2 separate regions of the Mus musculus genome follow, and region 1 is linked to region 2. The links are chromatin contacts, found by Hi-C in ENCODE. All regions are on one chromosome and are shown on one strand. Each heading gives the region's core, a stretch centred on a gene start or an enhancer-like site at or near the end of the contact. The rest is flanking DNA. Distances are from core to core; before and after follow the strand shown. Region 1 holds the start of Dhx38 (DEAH (Asp-Glu-Ala-His) box polypeptide 38). Region 2 holds the start of Nob1 (NIN1/RPN12 binding protein 1 homolog).

The links. A loop is a pair of places that touch in the nucleus more often than their neighbours do.
Region 1: a loop to region 2 is called in a map of gastrocnemius, with 4 times the contacts of the local background. The contact joins the promoter of Dhx38 here to the promoter of Nob1 in region 2. A Hi-C loop is called at or near these places in 2 of 37 maps with a recorded cell type or tissue (gastrocnemius and left cerebral cortex).

The regions. Positions count from the first base shown.
Region 1 is chr8:109,561,566-109,567,204 of GRCm38, reverse strand. Dhx38 (DEAH (Asp-Glu-Ala-His) box polypeptide 38) reads left to right here and starts at 1,344. Exons shown (of 27, transcript NM_178380.2): 1 at 1,344-1,714; 2 at 4,422-4,761; 3 at 5,069-5,256. The coding sequence starts at 4,439. Txnl4b (thioredoxin-like 4B) reads right to left here and starts at 1,313. Exons shown (of 4, transcript NM_175646.4): 1 at 1,142-1,313.
Region 2 is chr8:107,422,371-107,428,095 of GRCm38, reverse strand. It overlaps Nob1 (NIN1/RPN12 binding protein 1 homolog), which reads left to right and starts at 3,058. Exons shown (of 9, transcript NM_026277.3): 1 at 3,058-3,130; 2 at 3,226-3,358. The coding sequence starts at 3,068.

The DNA of each region.
Region 1 (5,639 bases), core at 95-2,594, 2.1 Mb before region 2:
AGTTAAAGATAGATGTGAGGTGCCACGTGGGTGCTGGGAGCTGAATCCCTGGTCATGTGGAAGAGCAGTCAGTGGTCTCAACCTCTGAGCCATCTCTCCAGCCTGTAGGTCACCCTTTAAATAGGGAAGCTGACTTCCAGGAGGGGTTTCATCAACTGTGAGTGTAGAACAAATTACTGATGAAAGAGAAACACAAAGAGAATTTGGACCCGTCTCGCCGTTAGAATTCACGTAAGCAAATCCCGTACTAGTAATAAAAAGAGGAAGGGGGAGTGTGGCGTGTCACCAGAGAGGGTCGGTGTGCTACAGGCCAGATGTTGGAAGGAGGGGGAAAGCGACACCACATCCAAGACAGTGTTCGCATGAGGGATGCAAATGGAGAATCATAAAAATTATGAACACTAAACACATTTGGAAAGCCAAGTTTTGCACGTAGACAAAGGATAGCAAGTTAAAAGGCAGATTTAAGAAATGCATTGAGTCTACAAACACCAAGTGAGACGGTAACACTCAGAATGGAGAGAGAGCGGAGGCATGCCTACTTCGTTGGAATTTGGATGCAAAAGCTCTTTGGAAAGAAAACTGGCCTCCTCTTTACACAACAGCTCTACTTTTGAGAATATGAACATAGACACAAAGACCTATGTTCATGTCTGTCAACAGGGCACTGATAGTAGTAGTCTTGCGAACTATCTTATACAGCTACTAAGAAAAGATTCGGAAGCAGTATGTAAAGTCTGATTCTTCTTTTTTGTAGAAACTTAACGTGTAATGCTTTCATAGGATAATGGAAATAAGCATCCTAAGATATAACCAAAGGACATATCTGAACATGAACTTATTTTCCAAGGATCTCGCTTAGTACCCCAGAGTGGCCTCAAACTTGTGGCAATCTTTATGCCTAAACCTCACAACTGCTGGGATTACAGCGGTATGTCACTTTAATCTACGTCAGGGCTGACGTCTACAAAACACCCAACGCATGTTTTTGATAAGAACCTGGTGGTTGGGTTCCCCCTGGTTCACAGGTGCCATGGAGGACACTTCGGTCTACATGTCAGCAACCCGGGCTCCTCCACCGGTTAGCTAGGGCACAACTGCCTCTTTCCTCACTGCCATCCTGGGAAAGACCCCAACTAACCTGGGCTGTATCCTTAGAAACGCTTCCTCCGACAGGAAAAAAAAAAAAAAAAAAAAAAAAAAATCCTCCCAAACGGAAGTGAGAAACACGGACGCAGAAAACGAACGTGCCACCGCGCGCCCCAGTCAATAGTCCGGTAATCCGACAAGATTATTTTAGTTCCTTTCCACTTTGCACTGGCCGCCAGCGACAGGAAGTGACGTCATTTCCGCCCTTAGTAAACATGGCCGGTCTCGTGTTGTCCTCCCTTGCACACCCCCGAGCCAGAGGCGGGGTGTTGACTCTTACGCCAAGCGCGATTGGTCGCAAGGAGACTCTGAACCCAGAGGAAGAGACTGAGGCTCGGAAGGCCTGTTCGCGGGGTTGCACTCTGGCGTCCCGGAACCCTGGATTTGTGGGCTGCTCTCGATGGTCTTTTTGGACGGATAGAAGGCTCCGCGCAGGGCATTATGGGACGATGATGGCCGCTTTCAAACAGCGGAATTTGCCTCTTTGAGACCCTCGGATCGAGCGGTGGCCGCGCTGGCGTCTCCAGATCAGGAACCGAAGGCCTCGAGAGTCGTGCTTGGTGAGGTGAGCGTCTCTTTCTCTTTCCAGATCTGTCCTTCGGCAGCCATGGCGGCTCCAGGCGGCCGGTGTCGGCTCGCGGCTTCTGTTTGGGCCCTGATTTCAGAGTTCCTCTAGTCCTTGTTACCCAAGTTTCTCTATTTGCTTGAGCGGAGAAGTTCATTCAGCCTTCTCCGGACTTTGTCCATGTTCTGGTCTCATCCCGGTGTTTGGGAACGGCCCCACGGAGATTCAGGGGTCCTCCCTGTGCCCTCGTTTAGGGCAGTACGCGAACCTGGTACCCGATAGTTGGAGAGCCTGGGTAGGGCTTCTGGTGCCTTCCTCCTGTCTCACTGAAGAGTCTCCACTAGATCTGGCGGATAATCTATAAGTAGAGTATTAACCCTAAGAGGAAAGGGCTCTTGTTTTTCCTTTATCGGTATTGTTGAGAATAGCAAGTGGATTAACGACGCATGCAGTAAGCAGTTGCTAACCTGAGAAGTCCATTGTGGCTTCTTTGTCACCGATGTTTCTCCATAGTCTGGCCGTGGACCGCTTTATTTGCTATTTTGAGCCGCTAATTAAGTCCTTCCTTGTCCTGTGTTGTGAATAATTTCCTGTCCAGAGAAATGTCTGACTTCCTGTTCGCTTTCAATAAATGATATCTAATCAGGTTTTTACTTTGCCATTTGTTAACAAGACAGACAGTAGTCTCTGCTTGCATGCAAATGACACTTTAGGATGTAAGTCGTTGTATCTCAGCCTTCCTGTCAAGATTTCTTAATATGCATATAAGATGCGACTTTGTTTCTCTCTTCTACCTCGGGAAACTTTTGCTTCTTCATCCACATTGTGTTGCAGCGCCCCTTGGGAGAGCTGTGCATGTTAATTAGAACACAGCAAAAGAAGTCTAGATTCAAAAGTCACAGTTCTCATGCTTTATAAACTTAATCGGAATGAGAATAATTAACTACATGTCCAACATAGGTCCAAGCTTATAATCGGGTGGTGTTAGATAAAGATGAATTTGACATCAGCCAAACACCTGGGAGGTCTTACAGTCTCTGAAACACGTTCCAGACATGCTCTTTCCTAACATTTCTTGGAAGTAATTTTGGCGAACACAGTTTGTTATTCAAGAGATTTTTTTTTTTTTTTTTTTTGCCTGCTATGGGATGCTTTTTTTCTCTTTTCCCACAAACCACTACTGATCCACAACAAAAGTCAGCAAGTGTGTAGAATATGGATGGTGAAATCGTGTGCTAGCTAACTTCTCTGCTCTGTGGAACTTGTGACTTAAAGGGAATGGGATGGGTGGGTGGGAGAATGCATATCAAAAACCAGGAAGGGAAGTCAGGGTACAGGAGCATAATACCAAGTATGCAACCGTCACATCAGTGTACCAACAATTGATTCTCACAGTGGTTCTGTGGATTGTGGAAAGCAGAAGTGATTGTGGTTTCACACATAGAGAACTAATGACTAACCAAGACAACTGCTTACTGTCCCAAAAAAACCAGAAAATGCCAAGAGCCTGGAGTGAGTTAGTTACTTAGTTTATTTCTTCCTTCCTTTCTTCCTTTCTTCCTTCCTTCCTTCCTTCCTTCCTTCCTTTCTCTCTCTCTCTCTCTCTCTCTCTCTCTCTCTCTCTCTCTTTCTTTCTTTCTTTCTTTCTTTCTTTCTTTCTTTCTTTCTTGTCTCACTAGAGAAGTGGGATGTGCTGCTACAGTTCATATGAAAAAGGCAAGCATGCCTGGCTTGTGTTCAGAGGCAGGGAGCTAATGGGGACTCCTAGAGGTGATTATTTTGGCCCATAAGTGGGAGGAAGTGTGTTCTGTAGAAGAGTGAGATAATGGGCAGAGGGACAAACTGGGAGGGAGAGAGCAAGAGAAGGAGAGAGAAAGAATATAAATGAGTGAATCCTTCACTAAATATCCTAGCTAGTGTGAAACTATGTAGCCCAGACTAGCTTCCCACTTGCCCCCCTCTGGAGCCTCTACCTCCCGTGCTGAGATTACAGGTGCATATCATGCCCAGCTCAATCGCCTGGGTTTTAATCAGGGTTTCTGACTTAAGTCCAGTTCCCCTATACTTCTCTTTATAAAAATCATTCTAGTCTGGTAAGAAGCCCTTAGTGAGGTTGATTCTTGTCTAGATGACACCTTCTCGATCCTAGTGTGTGGTCCATGTCCATGTGTCTCTGTGCCTTTTGGATGTGTTGGGGTGTGGTCCGTGTCCATGTGTCTCTGTGCCTTTTGGATGTGTTGGAGTGGGAACTGGTCAGCTTTTAGAGACTGATAGTGATTTGGTGAGGAAGTCCTCACAAGTAGCAGGAGGGGCTGGAGAGGTGGCTCCGGTGGTGGGTGCTTTCTTACAAGTGTAAGGTCCTGATTTTAGATCCCCAGAACCCATGGAGAGTCATGAGTAGAGGCACATCTGTGCTAAGAGTCAGAGGCAGATCCCAAGGAGCTTCTTGGCCAAATTAGTTCCCAGTTCAGTGAAGACCCTATCTTCAAAAGTAAATAAGGGAGCAACTGAGAAAAGTACCTGATGTTGGCCTCTGGCTTTATGTGCACCTGCATGACAACACACATATATACACACTAGCTAGCAGAAGATGTTCTGGGCTCAGTGTAGGGAGGTAGGGATAGCCACTTAAATGCACTCGTTATTCTGGGATACAGTAGACCGGAGTTTTCTTATGTCCAGTTCTAACGGTCTGCCTTCCTTTCAGAGAAATAAGAGCCTGTGATGGAGGACCCTGGTGAGGATACCTCCATCCATCGCTTGGAAGGCACCAGTTTGGACTCTCAGGTTGGTGGTCTTATTTGCAAGACCAAAAGTGCAGCCAATGAGCAGCATGTCTTCAAAGCCCCTGCTCCCCGCCCTTCACTGCTGGGGCTGGACTTACTGGCGTCCCTGAAACGGAGGGAGCGAGAGGAGAAGGATGATGGGGAGGACAAGAAAAAGTCCAGAGTCTCTTCTTACAAAGACTGGGAGGAGAGTAAGGATGACCAGAAGGATGCCGAGGAGGAGAGCGAGGACCAGGCTGGCCGAAGTAGCCGGAGAGACAGGTAAGGAGAGAGGGTAAAAAGTGGTGGTCAGAAAATATTCGCCCAGGTTCACCTCAGCTCCTGTCGGACACCTAAGAGCTTTACGGTTTTATTGTGATTCCATGATACTGGTGGCAGGTAGGAGCTGGTAAGGATTTGCGGGGAAGGCTGCTAAGAAGTGGACGTAAGTGCTTGGGTTCTAGCCCTGTCCAGGCCTTCAGCACCAGGGAGATGCAGTGGAGAGGACATACTGCTTGTTGGCATGGTCGGAGGTAGAGGGAAATGTTTTCTGCCATGGAGACCCCTTTCTTCACTCTCCCTGTTTCAGGCATTACCGATCTGCTCGGGTAGAGACTCCGTCCCACCCCGGGGGTGTGAGTGAAGAGTTTTGGGAACGCAGTAGGCAGAGAGAGCGGGATCGGAGGGAGCACGGGGTCTATGCCTCATCTAAAGAAGAAAAGGATCGGAAGAAGGAGAGATCCCGGGATCGAGACTATGACCGCAAGAGAGACAGAGGTAACGTGCCTGGCACCCCTCCTGGGGTCCGTTAGCATCGAACCAGCAAGCCTTTCTCTTCCTGTCACAAGGACTTTTACAGTAATAGTCATTAATTGGACAACTTGGTTTGTATAGTGTGTGCCCCGGTGGTTTTGACCCTTTGAGACTAGGATTAGGAAGAAGTTTAAGGAACGATACCTCTCTTGTAGGACAGCAACTTTGCTTGAGTGTGTGGATCTTGTTTTATTGTGAAAATTGGTGATAAAGGAAATGATGGGTGATCCATTGAAGAAGCCAGTATTTACACTAGCTCTGATGAGGGTAGAGGACAGTGTTATGGGACAAGTGAGGCGGGGTCCAGCACTGGCCTCGCTTAGAATCAGATCTGCTATACACAGAAC
Region 2 (5,725 bases), core at 1,809-4,308:
CTGTATAATAGGTGATTTTAGATCCCCTGGGCCACCAGAAATGTCACTTTTCAGGTCCTGCCTATACCTACCATGTCAGAAACTGAGACCCAGTGAGCTCATTTGTACAAGCTCAACAGGGGGTTCTGATGCACACTTGAGTTTCAGAATCACTGACCCACATCAGAGTCTTCTGTGTCATTTATCTGAGACAGAATCACTTGTAGCCCAGGCTCGACTTAAACTAGATATGTAAGCAAGAGTGACCCTGAACTCTCAATCTCCCTACATGTCAGCGATCCTGCCTTCAAGCCAAAGTGATGGGGCTGTCTGCATGAGGCACCAGGACTAGCTTTAGGTCAGTTTTTCTTCTAGGGTTGAAACCCCAGAATCTTTCATCAACTTGTGTAAATCTCTTTATTAGACTCTGGTTCCTGTATCTTCACTCACTGTTTAGGTCAATGTAGAAAGTCCATTGCAGATAGAGAAATCGGGGAAAGAGATAAAAATTTGATTTAGAAAACTGAAGCCGGGCGGTGGTGGCACACGCCTTTAATCCTAGCACTTGGGAGGCAGAGGCAGGTGGATTTCTGAGTTCGAGGCCAGCCTGGTCTACAAAGTGAGTTTCAGGACAGCCAGGGGTATACAGAGAAACCCTGTCTTGAAAAACCAAGAGAGAGAGAGAGAGAGAGAGCAGAGGTGGAAGGGTGCAGACAAACATCTCGAATTGATGTTGACATTCTGTAGTGCAATGAACATTGGTTGTTGGTGAGTGGAAGGGAGGAGGATGGCTCAGAGATGCCTACCTTGAATGCTTTTGTTGGTAATGCCTTAAAAAATAAAATAAAGTTAAATAAAATAGGACTAGGAAGTGGTAGCATATGCCTGTAATATCAGCACTGAAGCAGAACTCTTGAGTTTAAGTCCATCAGCGATATATAGAAAGACTCTAAGATAATAATTATTGGAGCTCTAACAAGTGTAGATGCTAGGAAATTTCAGATGGAACTTCCTAGGAAGAGTGGACTTGGGACAAGGATTGGACATACATGATTTTTTTTTTTTTTTTAGAATAGGTTTTATTCAGGGCATGGGGAGGGGAGTAGTTGAGGAAGTAGAGACAGAGAAAGAAAGGAAGAGAGAGAGGGAAAGGAGTAGAGGCCGGCCATGAGCACGTGGAGGGAGAGGGGGGAGGGAAATGGGAAGAGAGGGGGAGCAGGAGCAAGAGGGCAGAGCAAGAGAGCAAGAGCGACATAAATGCTTCGAGAGAGCCCTTTTAGGGCTGGACAGATGGCTTACCTGTTAAAAGCAGACCAGAAAGAATTAGATTCCCACCACTTAGATTAGGTGGATCACAAGTGCCTGTGACTTCAGCCCACGGGGAGTGGCACGCGCACGCGCACACACAGACACACACACACACACACACACACACACACACACACACACACACGCACGCACACTCGCACGTGCACACACGCACACGGACGCACAGATTTAAAACTCACATATATACATGATTAGAGTTTGTATACTGTGGCCATTAATACCTGGCAGATAGTTGCTATTTGCTGAAGAAAAGAACTTGAATTGATGAAGGTGCAAAAAGTTAGGTAGAAGGTACTGTGTTTGCAAGGCAAAAAGGAGAGAATTGGATGAAGAGTGAGAAGCCAGGGAGAAGGCAAAGAATCACCAAAACCAGCTAAATCCTGAAAGAAGCTACAGTAGGCAGTGTCAGCTCCTGCAGAGGAGTGGAGCTAGCTGAGAAAGGATTCCAAAACACTGAGAAAATTTTCCATAAAGTTGGATAGTCTTCAACTGGGGTCTTATTTCAGAACAGGCAGCACTGTTGGAAGCTAGAGATTGGAGCGATTGAGGGGTAGGAAGATTGGTGATATAAAATATTTGGGGATTAGGTTTGGTGGTCACAACTTTAATCCCAGAGCAAGAGAGGTAGAAGGAGGCAGATCTCTGAGTTCAAGGACAGCCAGGGCTATGAAGAGGCAGCAAGTTGCATCTTTACCTGCCTAGCCTGAGAACCTGTATTCCATAGCAGTCTCTCTCTCTTTTTTTTTTTTTTTTTTTTTTTTTTTTTGTTTTGTTTTTCGAGACAGGGTTTCTCTGTGTAGCCCTGGCTGTCCTGGACCTCACTTTGTAGACCAGGCTGGCCTCGAACTCAGAAATCCGCCTGCCTCTGCCTCCCCAGTGCTGGGATTAAAGGCGTGCGCCACCACGCCCGGCCCCCATAGCAGTCTCTTAGCAGAAGGAGATAACTGACTCCTGTGGTTGTCTTCCAGCCCCCACAGGAGCACCTGGAATGCTCCCCCACCCCACCCCCCGTGTAATTTAAGATGTTTGGGGATGCAGAAAATATTTAAGTCAGACGAAGGTACCATCCCGGCACTGAAGGGTTTTTGATACGGGACAGATGAGTAAATGAAAGCAGTTGCTAAAGGCTCAGATCAGCGTTGCCAGCATGTAGTAGCCCAGATCTCCTAATCCCAGAATTGAAAGGAAAATCGGAAGTCATTAATAGTCATTACTACCCCTTCTGTTCGATTTTCTAGAAAATCATGTGCCTTGCTTAGGGAGATGGGGCAAAGGTATAAAGTAATACAGCCATTGTCCCAAGATATTCAAATAAAGTAGGACTGCGTGGCTGTATAACACAACGGATTTTAAAAAGTGGTTTCAAGTCAGTTCGGAGGTTATCTGGCCAAGTCAGCTTGGCTTCCTTGCTTGTAAAATCGAATATACCCTACTGATTTGTTGTGATTTGTTGTTTCTAGCTACTGACTTTCAACCATATGCCATATCTACAGGTTTTTCCTTTAAAAGTAAAGAAAGTTCTATGAATTCCGAGGACGATTACTTAAGGAGTCCCTCAACTTTAATCATGCACATAGCCCCCCAGGCAGGGCAAGCGGCGCGGCTGTGTATGCGCGCAGTCCTGAAGGGGTGGCCGGTGGCCGCTAGGGGGCGCCGCGAAATCGCAGCAGCTGTTCCTCCGGTCTGAGGAAGACTACTGTGCAAACCCAAGAACGGCGCAGGCTCCATACGCATGCGCGGTCTGTCCTTGACAGCCAACATGGCGCCGGTGGAGCACGTTGTGGCTGATGCCGGAGCTTTCTTGAGGGACGCGCCTCTGCAGGTACTGGGGATCCCGCCGCGGGGCCTGGGCTTGAGGCCCTCCAGGGATGCGTGTGGGGTCAGGCGAGCGGGATAACTGGGCCGGTCTGTCCCCAGGACATCGGGAAGAACATCTACACCATCCGGGAGGTGGTGCGAGAGATTCGCGACAAGGCCACGCGCAGGCGGCTGGCAGTGCTGCCCTACCAGCTTCGGTTCAAGGAGCCTCTCCCAGAGTACGTGCGGCTGGGTGAGTGAGTGCCCCGGCCCAGCCTTGTGGCAGACAGACCCGCCCCGATCGGTAGCAGGCAGCGTTTGTTTTAGAGACAGTCGGTTCAGCCTGGCTTTAATAGTGCCAGCCGTGCGCTCCACGGTGTATCACAGGCTTTAAGCTTTATCGTGAAAATAGTAATAATATCTGCCTCCCCTCCGCGAGGACTGAAGACCATGCGGATATACCTCTTGGAGAAGTGTCTAGCAAATTGGACACATGAGGTAAAGTTGTGTAGACTCCTAAGACTCAGTGCGAGAGCGCTCTACAAGTATACAGAAGGCTCTGGGTGAATTACAAATAGAGAACCTAGATCTGTGGTCCTGTGTGTAGGGTGATTATAGTTTCCAGTGGAGGCAACCTCAACTCAGAAAAAGGCATGCAGGCTGGGCGTGGTGGCGCACACCTTTAACTCCAGCACTTGGGAAGCAGAGGCAGGCGGATTTCTTCTGAGTTTGAGGCCAGCCTGGTCTACAGAGTGAGTTCCAGGACAGCAAGGGCTACACAGAGAAACCCTGTCTCGAAAATAACAAAAATAAATAAAGAAAGAAAAGAAAAAGGCACACGATATAGACAGTGGTGCAGTCTTCGTCCCGGGGAGATAGGTTTCAGGGTCATGGGTCCCAGGCCAGCCTGAGCTAGGTAGTGAGACTGTCATATTAAAAATAAAAGGGGATTGGGCCCAGTGTGATGTCACATGTTTTTAGTCCAAGCCCTCTGAAGTCAGAGGTTCCAAGCAAGCCAGGGCTATATATGTAGTGAGATCTCATCTCAAAAATAACAAATTTTAAAAAGGAAAGGGGATGTGTTTAGGGCTTGCATTAGTTCTGAAAAAAAAAAAAAATAGCTGCCTAGGGGTCATCGTCCTCTTCAGGAATCCAGGTTAGTAGGGAGTGGAGGCGTCACTGAGGCAGATGGTGGTCAGGGCTCTACCTGCTCTGCAGTGGTTTCTGTAGCTTTTCCCTCCGACTTGATAGTTACAGGGTCTCTGTCAAGTGGCTTCAACTTTCCAAAATACTAGTAGTACCTCATAGGATACGGTTGGGAGGAAATGGGTCAACATATAATCTACATGCTAACAAAGCACTCACATGCATTTAAAAAAAAGGGTTTTTGTTTTGTTTTGTTTTTGTTTTTGTTTTTGTTTTTTTGAGACAGGGTTTCTCTGTGTAGCCCTGGCTGACCTAGAACTCTGTAGGCCAGGCTGTCCTCAAATTCAAACCACCTGCCTCTGTCTCCCCAGCGCTGGGGCCAAAAGCATGCACCAGCACTGGCCGGCAAGTAAGTGAATCTTACTACAGATACTGGGAACATTTGCTGGGTGCCCAAGGAAGCTTGTTTGTTTTGAGGCAGAGGCAGGGTCTCTCCTCTTTATGTCCAGCTTGCTCAGGACTCTCCATATAGACCAGGCTGGCCTTGAACTCAGAATTGCCTACATCTGCCTCCCACATCCTAGTATTAAAGGAGGTATGTACCATTCTGGGACTGGAGAGGTGACTGAGCTCTTCTGAAAAGCAGAGGTTCACTTCCCAACACCCACATGGCAACTCGGCCATCTGTTAACTCCAGTTCCAGGGCATCTGACACCCTCTTCTGAACTGAGGGCACTAGGCATACACGTGGTGGACAGACTGGCATGTATACATATCAAAGCCATTCATAAGCATAAAAATAAAGATATGTACGGCCACGCCCTGCTATTAATACCAATTTTTATAGGAAATGTAGCAGTGTGTCTGTCACTCACGCCGTTATTATAAGAAGACACTTTTCTGATATGAGAAAATTGTGTGTTTATTGACAGTGTCTCAAACACTGTAGTAGCCGGTGCCATTCACTGTGGATCAAGTATAGTGTGCTGTTCTTAAAATCTTTAACAAACTGACCATTAGGGGTTGGGAGTTTAGCTCAGTGGTAGAGCACTCTCCTAGCAAGCGCAAGGCCCTGGGTTCGGTCCTCAGCTCTGAAAAACAAACAAACAAACAAACAAACAAAAAAACCACAAAAGACCGACCATTAGTACACAGTGCCTCTCTCGGTTTCATCAGAGGCCGTGGTTACAGCCCAGGTAACTTTCTGTCCCATCCTGCACTCAAACCCTCTGTTAATCTGGCTGCTGTACAGAAGTAAAGAGTAGAGCTTAGAAAGAAGAAAGGCGTATACTGATAACCGTGCTTTCCCGAGGAGCTCTGTCTGTCAGCCTTGCCTTGTTCCCCGATCTCAGGGATGAGAACCTCACCTTAGAGCTACCTCACTCGGGCGGGGCTTGGTGGTGGTGAACGCGGACTTCTCAGTCACAGAGGAGAAAGTAGATGGCGCTGTTTTTATGGGATACAGATTCTTATT